Regions from separate parts of the Homo sapiens genome. Here regions 1, 3 and 4 are each linked to region 2. A link is a contact called in ENCODE Hi-C data. All regions are on one chromosome and are shown on one strand. The core of a region is the stretch at or near the end of the contact, and the rest is flanking DNA. Distances in the headings are between cores, read along the strand shown.

Region 1 (2,700 bases), core at 41-2,540, 5.4 Mb after region 2:
CTGCTGCCTTTTAGAAAAGCTAAAAGAGTTCCACATACATACATATAAAATGTACAACATAAAAGTCAAGTGATGATGCTGAAGAGTGTAGATACTCTTTTATCTACATATTTTAAAATACTAAATTTTAAAATAATAATTTAAAATCGGTAACATTACAAGCAATGATCAAGATATACCAGCTCAGTGGCACTATATTCCAAGATGTCTGCTAAACTTAAAAAAAAAAATTCACTGATCAATAAAAAGGGTTAGGATCTGTCCTCACCATGATTTTGTTCTCACCTCTTCGGTGGCACTTTTGTTTCTTCTGAATTCTTCTCTTGCCCAATCTTTCAGGTATTTGCGATCAGAATCATTTGGAACTTGCCGAATTGTTTGCAAAATCCTTCTGTAGAGGAGAAGAACTTGTTGCCTTCTTACGAACTGTAAAAGGGAGGAGTAAATAGCAATTACTACTGCACAATCGCCAGCCTGGAAAGTTCTACTTCAGCAAACCAAGCTGTAACCAGAGTACTTCTCGTTGGTCAATTTTGAAAAAGGCAAAGAAAAACTTTTTTTTTTCTTTTTTTGGCCAGATGCAGTGGCTCAGGCCTGTAATCCCAGCACTTTGGGAGGCCAAGATGGGAGGATCACTTGAGCCCAGGAGGTCTAAGCTGAGGTAAGCCTTCATTGCGCTACTGCACTCAGCCTGGGCGAGAGTGAGGCCCTGTCTCAAAAAGATGTTTTAAAGAAAGCATCACGAGGTTCATCTGATCTTTTTGCTTACTGCTCTGTCAAACCTAAGAACCATTAAAAAATCAGGAGCTGCCTACCGGGCTGAAAAGGGCTGCCGGTCTCCTAGAAGTTGTTATTACAACGACAGCACTTTTTCTAAATTAACAGTTGTTCAAATCTTTGGTAATCTCATTTGCTGTTTGCCACAGCTCAGTGCAATAGACTTTTACCGTGGGCACTGGGCAGCTGAGGCACCGGGACTCAGGGAAATCAAGCGCCTGACGCTGTCTCACGCGATCGCACCAAACCAAGGAAGCAGCCAGTGCCTCCCGTCAGGCCCCGCGGAGCGAAGCACCGCCCCGCAGGCATCGGGCCAATCTCAGAGGGCGCGCACGCCGCATCAGGACCCCGGAACCCGCCCCGTTGGGGATAGGGACAGATGGAGAATCCAGCTCAGACCCAGGTAAGCTGCTTTGGAAGGCAGAGAACCGCCGGTACCTGCTTTAACGTTAGCGTCGCTGGGGGTAAGCGGGAAGCAGCCATGTCCACCAGAGGTCCGCCGGAGCCTCAGCGCGCAGGAGCGGAAGTGGGGTTCGACCAAGGGGTGTGGCGAGCCCGGTTTCCTAGGAGACGGCCCGCGGGTTGCTCTCGGACTGAGAGCGCGAGGCTTCGGGACTGAGCCCTAGCTGCTGCGCTGGCCGAAGTTTTCTCGTCGGTAAAATAGGATAACAGTGCACCATAGGGTCGTTTTGATAAAGAAGAAAGGTAGGGCACTTAACACAGTTCCTGGTAAAGAGAGTTCAAATGAAAGTGAAGGAGGCCGGGCGCGGTGGCTCTCACCTGCAGTCCCAAGCACTCTGGGAGGCCTGTAAGGTGCCTGTAATCCCAGCTCCTCGGGATGCTGAGGCAGGAGAATCGCTTGAACCCGAGAAGTGAAGGTTGCAGTGATCCGAGATCGCACCACTGCACTCCATCCTGGGCGACAGAGCGAGACCCTGTCTCGAAAAAAAAGTTAAGGTTTTTTTGGGGGAAAGAGGTGAAAACGTATTTAAATGTTCTTTCGAGCCTTTAAAAATGTGTATAGTTGAAAATACTAAAATTGAAAGTGTTAATTTCTTTTACAGTTTGTGTTGGTTTTTTCTCTTTCTCGTTTTTGTCCTGTTCTTTTGTAGCGCAAAGGTTTTCCGGGAGCGGTGGCCTTCATGATCATTTGAAACAAAGCTTTGAATGGCTCACCCACTTCAGTCTTAAGCACTTTTCATCACTAATAACGAGGAGCCTAACATCCCTAAGCCTCAGGCTTTTGCTTTTATTTCCTTATAGTTGTTTTATCTTTCCCACAATACACATGCCTTTGGGTTAAATCACTAGAAGTGGAGTTAGCGAATCTTTGCCATATTAATTTTCCAAGTGGTGTTGTATCGAATTAAAATAGAACGAAAAATGTTCAATTACTAGTTTACTGGGGACTTGCTTGCCTCGCCTGTTAGCATCCTGGGGCTCCCTATTCCTAGCTGTGTTCTGGCTATTTCCCCTCTCCTGGCCTATTACCTCCCCTGTAAAGTGAAATATAGCATCTACCTCAGTTGTGTATCTCTAATGTACTGAGAACAGGTCCTGGCACATGTAAGAACTCTAATCATTAGCTCTTTTGAACTTTACCAGGCATTGTATGAATGATGCTAACTGCATGATCATATTATCAATAATATATGCCAAATTTTGTCTAATACATTAGCTGTAATAGTTAATTGCTAACTTTTTAAAAGGAGTGAAGTTAAATACCCCTCGCCATTTTTAGTTATACTGTTTTTGTGAATTGTTCATGACTTGGGTCCGTTTATGATGAGGACATTTATATGGGCTCTATATTTTTTGTCATTTCTTTATACATACAGAAACTTTATACAATCATGTATTTTTGTGCCTTTTGAGGCTTTTCATTTCCCATTCAGGCCTTTGTAATTCGTTTTTTAAAAACTT
Region 2 (2,700 bases), core at 97-2,596:
GACAAATTTGACAATATAGCTTTTAAAAATATAAACTTACCTCTTTCATAAACTGTTCAAACTCTTCATCTAGCTCTTCTTGGGAACAGTTAGCCATAGTCAACAATTTTGACCTCCCAAAGTAAACATTCTAAAGTACCTCAAACATTGGAAACACTAAATGACAAGAGACATAAACATCTTTTGAGGAAATCCATCAGATCATGAACACGACCAGACTTAAACTTCGGACATTTGTTATGATTCAGTATATATGCACAATTTTTTTTAACCAGTAAGAGCTGGTCAAGAGATTCCTAATTCATTAAGCAAACTGATTTGGAAAAGCAGCTTTGACAGGATGTCTTGTACTCAACGTTCAGAATTATGTTTTCATCTGTTAACATCCAATTGTTAAAGAGTGGTCTCTACAATATTTCCCAAACCTATGTTTGTGTGCATGTGTTAATTAGTACCTCTCAAACACAAACCAGGTCCTCACAGGGAATCTTAAAAACTGTAAGTTAGCAAATCCAAAGGACTGTTTCTTTCTTGCAAAGCACACGACAGTTTGTGCTGCCTTATCACTCGGCTCGTTATTTTACCAATCCATAGTAATAGTTTCGTAAAGCAGACTGCATAGTTTCGTAAAGCAGACTGTATCCAGATACGGGGATGTTTCAAAATATACACAAATAGAATTTAGTAAGAATTAGTAATTTAGTCAAAATACTTAAAGAATACTTAAAGTTAATGGAGTACACAAATCAGTACTATGTTTCTTTTGAAGCGAGGGAAGACCGACAAAAATTATGTGCTGAACACAAGCAGAATCCAGTGATTTGCAACGGAAAGCGTTCCCCTAGACACCTAATGAACCCAACCTTGGGTCGACCCCCAGCTCCTGAACTCCCTAGAGCAGCTCAAATCCCAGCTTTCTTCTGTAGAGATGGGGGAGGGGAAGAGGGCTTGCAGACCCGGACAATACCCTCCCCATCGTGCAGAGTAACACCTCTTCCCCTCATTTGCACTTTCGATCAGTTCAGGGTAAGTGCGGTTAAGGTCTTGGCCTGAATAGCTTGGTCAGGGGTGAGCTCCACTAAAAGCTTCTCAAGCCTGGCTGCGACCCCGTCCCCAGAAGCGCGGGTTCGGGAATTGGAGGGAAGACAAAGACGCATTTGCCGTGGGCTCCGGGCGGAGAAGGGGAATGACCTGGAAAATTAAAGCCCTTCGCTCGAGTATGAAGCACGGCCTCGACCAGGGCGATTTGGGTGGGAAACCAGCGTTCACACCTTACCACCTACCTCTGCCTCTGAATTCCGCGCTTTCCCGGAAGGTCTGTGCGGGTCCACCAGTTGTCAGGGTAACAGACTTCAGCTGCCGGGTTCTGGAGTCACATGACCCGGGCTGGTCACGTGGGCCGTGGGTTTCCCAATGCCTTTACAAGCGAAGGTCGGAATAACCACGGCTGAGAAAGACACTCTAGTGGCTAAACCTTCGCTGCTGCAGTAAAATGCCTTTCCTTCCCTGGCTTTCTCTACGTTCCTTAGAAAAGGGGACAGCGGCAAACCGGTTACTGGAGAAGCGAGACGGAGGCTTCCAGCAGGCTTGGAGGGCGCGGTGGTTGTAGGCCAGCCCGTGGCTTTCTGGGAAATGTAGTTTAGCTCCCCTGGTCCTTGTGTTTCCGCACTCCGCATCGTCGCCTCCCGCCTTCCCCACACTTGTCATTCGAGCGCTCTGTTTTTCCAAGGGGCAATTTTGAAGAGATTGAATTTCTTGGATTTCTTTGGCCTGCAAAGACCTGTGTAGGCATTGTGAGAGAAACACAAACCTGTGAGGAAAAAAACTGTCGTTTAGATGGGGACTCTGTTCCACCACCTAGTGGGCAAGAAATCGAAAATACGCAAACAGCAAGATTCTTATTAAGTTATTGCTCCTCCCGCTACCCCTACTTTTCAAAACTGCATTCTTTACTGGCATTTCACAATTACTGACTTGGATTTTGTTTTCTATTTCTTTTCTTTTTTTCAAAGCATGCAACATTAGCTGGAGTTTCAGAGGACAACATTTAGCATAGTGTAAGTAAAATCTACAACAGCTGCAGGTTTTGCTGATGGTAGACTTAGTTCAGGACCTCATCTTTAGCTAGAACTGTTTATTCATCAAGTCTTTCTTGCAATACAAATATGTACAAACCAGGAGCTGTGGACTATGATGCAAATATGAATAATAAAAGAAATATCTTAAGCTACCATTTATTGAGAAGTTGACTTCCTGCCACCTTCTATCAAAGACTTACCTTCCCACATATGATCTAGAGCCTTTACCCATTCTTCTTCTCACTGATCTTGTTCCACTGGTCATTTCCCTTAATCCTGTATCTTCGACTTCTGGCTGGCTGTGGGATTTTTCCTAACAGCATTTGAACATGCCTTGAGATCCCCACCTAAAACATCACTTCTGACACATTCTCTTCATGCTATTATTTCCCAGTGGTTGAAATGATCTGTCTCCTCACCTTACTTGCCAATCTTTTCTGAGGAATTATTTCCACTTTACCTCCCTTTTGTCAGACCTTTTAATCCTGTCTCTGTGTGTGTAAGTGTACATATATGACAGCGCTTTATTTGATCTCCCAATACTATTTGATACACTTGTCTCCTCTCTTTCTTGGTTTTTCTTTCACATTTATAGCCTCCCCTCAAGGGTTTTCACTGTCTC
Region 3 (2,744 bases), core at 164-2,663, 5.6 Mb after region 2:
CTCCAGCCTGGGTGACAAGAGTGAAACTCCGTCTCAAAAAAAAAAAAAAAAGAATAAAAATAAAAATAAATTGGTTGATATGGCAGTTAAGACTAAATGGGGTCAGGTGCAGTGACTCACACCTGTAATCCCAGCACTTTGGGAGACTGAGGTGGGAGGATTGTTTGAGCCCAGAAGTTCGTGACCAGCCTGGGCAACATAGCAAGACCCCATCTCTACAAAAATTTTAAAAAATTAGCCAGGGGTGGCCGGGCGTGGGTGGCTCACGCCTTTAATCCCAGCACTTTGGGAGGCCAAGCTGGGCAGATCACCTGAGGACAGGAGTTCAAGACCAGCCTGGTCAACATGGCGAAACCCTGTCTCTACTAAAAATACAAAAATTAGGTTGGCGTGGTAACACATGCCTGCAATCCCAGCTACTCGGGAGACTGAGGCAGGAGAATCACTTGAACCCCGGAGGCGGAGGTTGTAGTGGGTCGAGATCGCGCCATTGCACTCCAGCCTGGGCAACAAGAGTGAAACTCCATCTCAGAAACAAAACGAAACAAAACAGCCAGGGGTGGTGGTCGCTCGCGTCTATGGTCCCAGCTACTCTGGAGGCAGAGGTGGGAGGATCTCTCGAGCCTTGGAGGTGGAGGTTGCAGGGAGCCGAAATCGCTCCACTGCGCTCCAGCCTGAGCGACAAAGCGATACCCTGTCTGAAAGCAAAAAGAAAAAAAAAAGCTAAGTGGACAAACGAGGAAATGGGTAGGGATGAATATAGGCAGACTATAAGTAGCCGAGGAAGGTGGCCTTATTTTCGCACCTATCAATGCTCAGGCTGAGCTCCTGAGGCTAGACCTACCGGCACCCCCCATTCCTACAGGTTCTATAAGGCAAGTCAGGTATTCCACCCTGTAAAAAGCTCTTCTCTCTCCTGCCCCGCTAGACTAGTATCCCCTCCTTAAGGCTCCCAACATCCGAAGCTAAGTTGTTTGTCTGCCTATCATCCAGGAACGCGTCTGAGGGCAGGGAACAAATTTATTCATCGTAATCGAGCCCAGCACTTTGTCTCGCACGCAGCTGACAGCAGAATTTTAAGATAAAGTATTAAATAAATGACAGACCTCTCAAGGCTTCCTGTCTTTCACTAAAAAGCTTCTCTCAGGCCACGCCCCTACCTCCACTCAGGTCAGCCCCTTCCTATTGAAGCCCCGCCCCATCGCCTTCCCCGCCACCTTACACCCCGCCCCTCTCTCTTAAAGCCCTAGGAAGATTACTGGAGTTTGGCGCCAACCGTGTTTTTTTTTTTCCCTTCCAAAGGCGGGAACTAGTTGTGGGCGCTGCGACGTGCTTTGCGTCTGATATGATTGGCCGTAGGCACTCAGTCCCGCCTCCATACCCTGATAGCGCTCTGGTATTGGTGGAGATGCCAGGGAGACCTCGGTGGGCAGAAAGGAACCGGGTTGTCTTGGGCCGGGCAGGGCGGGTAAGTTGTCGTAGGGGCCCGGTCCGTGAGGGACTGCTAAGGAAGAGGCTGCATGGCGCGGTAGTCCCCCGAGTGGAGGTCGGCTGCCCCTGGGAAACCAGAGAGTCGGAGGGAGTCCATCTGGAGCGGCCAAGTAGGTCGGGGAAGGGCCGCGCCTGACGTCTGGCCGCAGGTAGCCACGTTCCCTCCGCCCCCGGTGCAGCTTCAGGGCTTGCACCCTGCGTCCCTCTGTGGTCCTTCGAGAGGGTCTGGGCGGGGACTATGGGTGGGCGCGCCCAGGAATTGTCCCTTCGGCCTCTCGTCCTGCCCCTCCCCCCCACCATCCAGTCTCTCCTTGGAATATACTCTTAAAATCTTTCGGATGGAGTTCTTTGGAGAAATGGGTTTCCTGGAGTGTCAGGTGATCATTGATGTTGATTGTTTCTGAAATGTTTATTTAGGCATCAAACCAACATGCCTAAATAAGTTTTTCATTTCTACAGCGCCTAGATTCATTCCTAGCACATAGTAGGCCCTAACTCAGATGTGAATGTAGGATTCGTAGGAGCTGAGCATTTGTGCTTCAGGCATCAAGTTGTCTTTGACTCTTCGACTCTTCCTTGGTCTTTTTCCATTCTCCACACCTCCAGCAGCAAACCTTTCGCCTCTCCTCAAGGCCTTTCCCCCCCATCTCCCTCAGCGCCTCTTTGACTGGAGGGGGACAGAGGCTTTCATGGCAGGGATTCTCCCATCTCCCTTCCTATCCCCGCTATGCCCTCCAATTATCTTTTCCTGGCGTTCCGTTTTACAAGAGATGGCCTTCTTTCCAAAAACATTTATATTGTATTGAATATTCTTGATTTTGGCCATCTTGCTTTACAGACAGACCTGGGGTCTAATTTCAGCTCTGCCACTTACCAGGTGGTTGCCTTGTGCAAATTTCTTGATCGTCTGTGTTTTCCTCATCTGTAAAATGGGGAAAAGAATAATATGGACCTCATAGAACTCTGGGGAGGATTTAAACTAAGTGAATAATGTATTTAGATCATTTAGGTTAGTGCCTGGAACATAGTAAATGTGCCGTATATGATAGCTTTTGTTAGTATTTGCCCCTTACCTCTTCTTCTGGGGTCTTGCTGTATTAGCCTTTCCCATGAGTGTAAAAATACACTGTCTTCTCTGGCTTTTTCCTGTTTTTCTCTACAAATGCTTGTGTTTTTCTCTAAATTTTATTTTTTGTCTTTTAGCGTCTACATTAAGGACACATTCTCAGTTTCGTAATGATTTTTCTTTTTCT
Region 4 (2,700 bases), core at 167-2,666, 5.4 Mb before region 2:
ATTTTGGAGGCTATATTCTTCCGCATTTATCGTAAGGGAAAAAGAATTTTTCACCAAGTTTAAGAAACATTATTTTGGGTGTCTTAAATAATAAAAGACTATGACGGAAAGTTCTTAACGTTAGTTTTTAAATTAAAATTGTTTTCAGCTAACAATAAACAAGATGGATATACACAAAATTATGTTAATCTAGTGATGAGCCTAATTAAAGGAGGGGGGTACCATTGATTTAGTTGAATTATACTAATCGAAAAGAACAGAAAAAACGATGGTGAAGAAACTACAAGAGGACTGTCAGCTTTTCAGGGTCCTTTTAAAAGAACAGTTCTTGTCCTTCTAGAACTAGTTATTCAAAATTCTTTTTTCCCCCCTCGATTCTCTTGATAAAATTCAGATAGTAAAGACGTATAAGTCAGTGGGGCTATTTTTACAAAGATCATTGCTTAGTGCTAGGAAGAGAATCCAGAAGACGGGAAGTTGAGGGTTGTGTTCTAAAAGTTCTCTGAAGAAAAGGGTACAGAGAAGCTCCAAGTTGTGCAGGCCCAGCAAACTCCATGTTGGACGTGCTTTGCTACCACCTAAATCTCTTCTGTCGGAATTCAAGGCCCGAACCATTCCAGGGATTTTAGAAAAAAATGGGGAGACACAAAAATGATGCCAAAGCCATAGCTATCATTACAAACATCCATTATGTTCACTCTGCTTTCCATATGCAACGCACTCTACATACAATGGGCGCCTTATAAGCACATAGCAAATGTGAAAAATATTATCAACATTGCTTTGATAATATTAATATATTATATATATTAGAATATATTATATATTAGAATATATTATATATATTAGAATATATTATATATTACTAATATAAAAAATATTATCAACCCTGCTTTAGAGAAGATGATACTGAGATATGAAGAATCATAAACTGTCCAAGATCACAGGGGCAAAAAGTTCACCTCAACTGAAACCTCTCACGAACCACAAAAATGTGGCCGAGGGAGCCTCAAAAAGCAGTACCCCAAGCGGGGACGGTAAAGTCAGAAAAGACAAGGCTGGGGGTAATCACAGAGAAATCTAAAAACCCGCTCGGCCTCGCTACTCTTCTCCTTCCTCTGAGGTGCAGAGGCGCGGTGGGACGACAAGGAGTTGCGAGAAAGGGCAGAGCTCACTGAGGAGGCAACAGAGAAAGTCCGCTAACAATTTTTGAAGGCCGTAAGTTAAACATGTTAAAAACTGTAGCTACTCACTCAGCCGACATCTAGTAAAAAAGATGCGGCAAGATCAACAAGGCATATAGCTTGCGCCCGCCAGAAGTTCCGCGGCCTCCACACCCATCCCGGCATACTTTGCGCCGTGCACAGGCAAGCCCTGGTGCGCATTGGCCCCTTCGGCCGCCGTCGGCCGGTAGTTACTATGGAAACCCAGCTGCCATCGCTATGTCTCTGCAAAAGACCCCTCCGACCCGAGTGTTCGTGGAACTGGTTCCCTGGGCTGACCGGAGCCGGGAGAACAACCTGGCCTCAGGGAGAGAGACGCTACCGGGCTTACGCCACCCCCTCTCCTCAACACAAGCCCAAACTGCTACCCGCGAGGTGCAAGTAAGCGGCACCTCAGAAGTGTCTGCGGGCCCTGACCGGGCGCAGGTGGTGGTGCGAGTGAGCAGCACCAAGGAGGCGGCAGCCGAGGCCAAAAAGAGCGTTTGTCGCCGTCTAGATTACATCACGCAGAGCCTCCAGCAGCAGGGCGTGCAGGTGAGATCTCCGCGGGGGAGGAAATAAGAGCCGGAAGACACAAAAGGGTTGGCAGATGGTCGGGCCCCACAGGCCCCCCTAGCGGGAAGGGAGATGTGGAGGGTCTGGAGCGTTTAGGACGCGTTTGTTGCAAAGGTACTCCGGGACGCCAGGACCTGGCAGAGTGAATATTTGACCCATTCTTCTCCTAGACGAAGGTAATTATTGGCCTCAGGCAAATTAAAAATAAAAGAATGCAAATTGGGTAGGTTTTTATCTGGGGATATTTGCTTCAGTGATTTTGTTTTTAAATTTAAAGTGATGAAATGTTAAAACTTGAAATGTTAGTTGTAAATACTTGCCCACGTGGAGTGCTGGACACTAAATATTTTGTTTTGTTTTGTTTTTATTCCGCACCATGGAATTGGCAAGTGAAGAGCACGACCTGCTTCCTTCCGATCATGTAAAACTTTGCATGGAATGGTTCTTGAGTATGTTCCGCAAACAGTAACGTTGGGAAGTGGGGAAGAAGTTGCGTCCATTTTCATTTTATAATGATTTTCATTTTATAGTGATTCCCCCAAAATTTCTTCGGCCTTCTTAGGTTTAACTTAAAAGAAAAAATCAAGCCAGTATTGTGGATACCACATATACGAAATACTTCTACTTACTTAACGGAGATGTCCATGAGACAAATCACTAAACAAATCTTACCTTAAGCCTACTCCTAAGGCAAGAAAAAAAATGAAGCCATCATTTAATCCACACAATAGCACTGTTAGGCATGTTTTAATATCCCTGTTTTCCAAATTTAAAGAGGTTAAACAATGCTCTGAACTTTAGGTAGAGCAATATTTGAACTCATGTATTCCTGAAACCAGAATGTAAGTTGCTTCCAATTCTGCCGATAATTAGAATGAAAGAAAATTAGAAATCATAGGGATCAACGATTTCAGTTTTCTCA

The links. A loop is a pair of places that touch in the nucleus more often than their neighbours do. Pooled maps may share reads with other maps.
Region 1: a map of CD8-positive, alpha-beta T cell shows a loop between it and region 2 (19-fold over the local background). The contact joins the promoter of LYRM2 here to the promoter of CEP162 in region 2. A Hi-C loop is called at or near these places in 2 of 168 maps with a recorded cell type or tissue (CD4-positive, alpha-beta T cell and CD8-positive, alpha-beta T cell) and 4 of 50 pooled maps.
Region 3: a loop to region 2 is called in a map of CD8-positive, alpha-beta T cell, with 24 times the contacts of the local background. The contact joins the promoter of CASP8AP2 here to the promoter of CEP162 in region 2. A Hi-C loop is called at or near these places in 2 of 168 maps with a recorded cell type or tissue (both CD8-positive, alpha-beta T cell) and 1 of 50 pooled maps.
Region 4: a loop to region 2 is called in a map of CD8-positive, alpha-beta T cell, with 22 times the contacts of the local background. The contact joins the promoter of IRAK1BP1 here to the promoter of CEP162 in region 2. A Hi-C loop is called at or near these places in 3 of 168 maps with a recorded cell type or tissue (CD8-positive, alpha-beta T cell and naive thymus-derived CD4-positive, alpha-beta T cell) and 6 of 50 pooled maps.

Annotation. Positions count from the first base shown.
Region 1 is chr6:89,637,457-89,640,156 of GRCh38, forward strand. LYRM2 (LYR motif containing 2) reads right to left here and starts at 1,291. Exons shown (of 3, transcript NM_020466.5): 1 at 1,216-1,291; 2 at 286-426. The coding sequence starts at 1,260. MDN1-AS1 (MDN1 antisense RNA 1) reads left to right here and starts at 1,076. Exons shown (of 4, transcript NR_111915.1): 1 at 1,076-1,180. RefSeq lists enhancers at 39-1,238, 591-820, 1,041-1,090.
Region 2 is chr6:84,226,297-84,228,996 of GRCh38, forward strand. It overlaps CEP162 (centrosomal protein 162), which reads right to left and starts at 1,347. Exons shown (of 27, transcript NM_014895.4): 1 at 1,284-1,347; 2 at 41-156. The coding sequence starts at 97. RefSeq lists enhancers at 760-1,260, 1,261-1,761, 1,663-1,822.
Region 3 is chr6:89,828,467-89,831,210 of GRCh38, forward strand. CASP8AP2 (caspase 8 associated protein 2) reads left to right here and starts at 1,414. Exons shown (of 10, transcript NM_012115.4): 1 at 1,414-1,640. RefSeq lists a silencer at 764-813 and an enhancer at 914-1,103.
Region 4 is chr6:78,866,135-78,868,834 of GRCh38, forward strand. IRAK1BP1 (interleukin 1 receptor associated kinase 1 binding protein 1) reads left to right here and starts at 1,417. Exons shown (of 4, transcript NM_001010844.4): 1 at 1,417-1,757. The coding sequence starts at 1,443. It overlaps LOC107986613 (a long non-coding RNA gene), which reads right to left and starts at 1,356. Exons shown (of 2, transcript XR_001744210.2): 1 at 1,254-1,356. RefSeq lists enhancers at 1,312-1,421, 1,452-1,771, 1,604-2,204.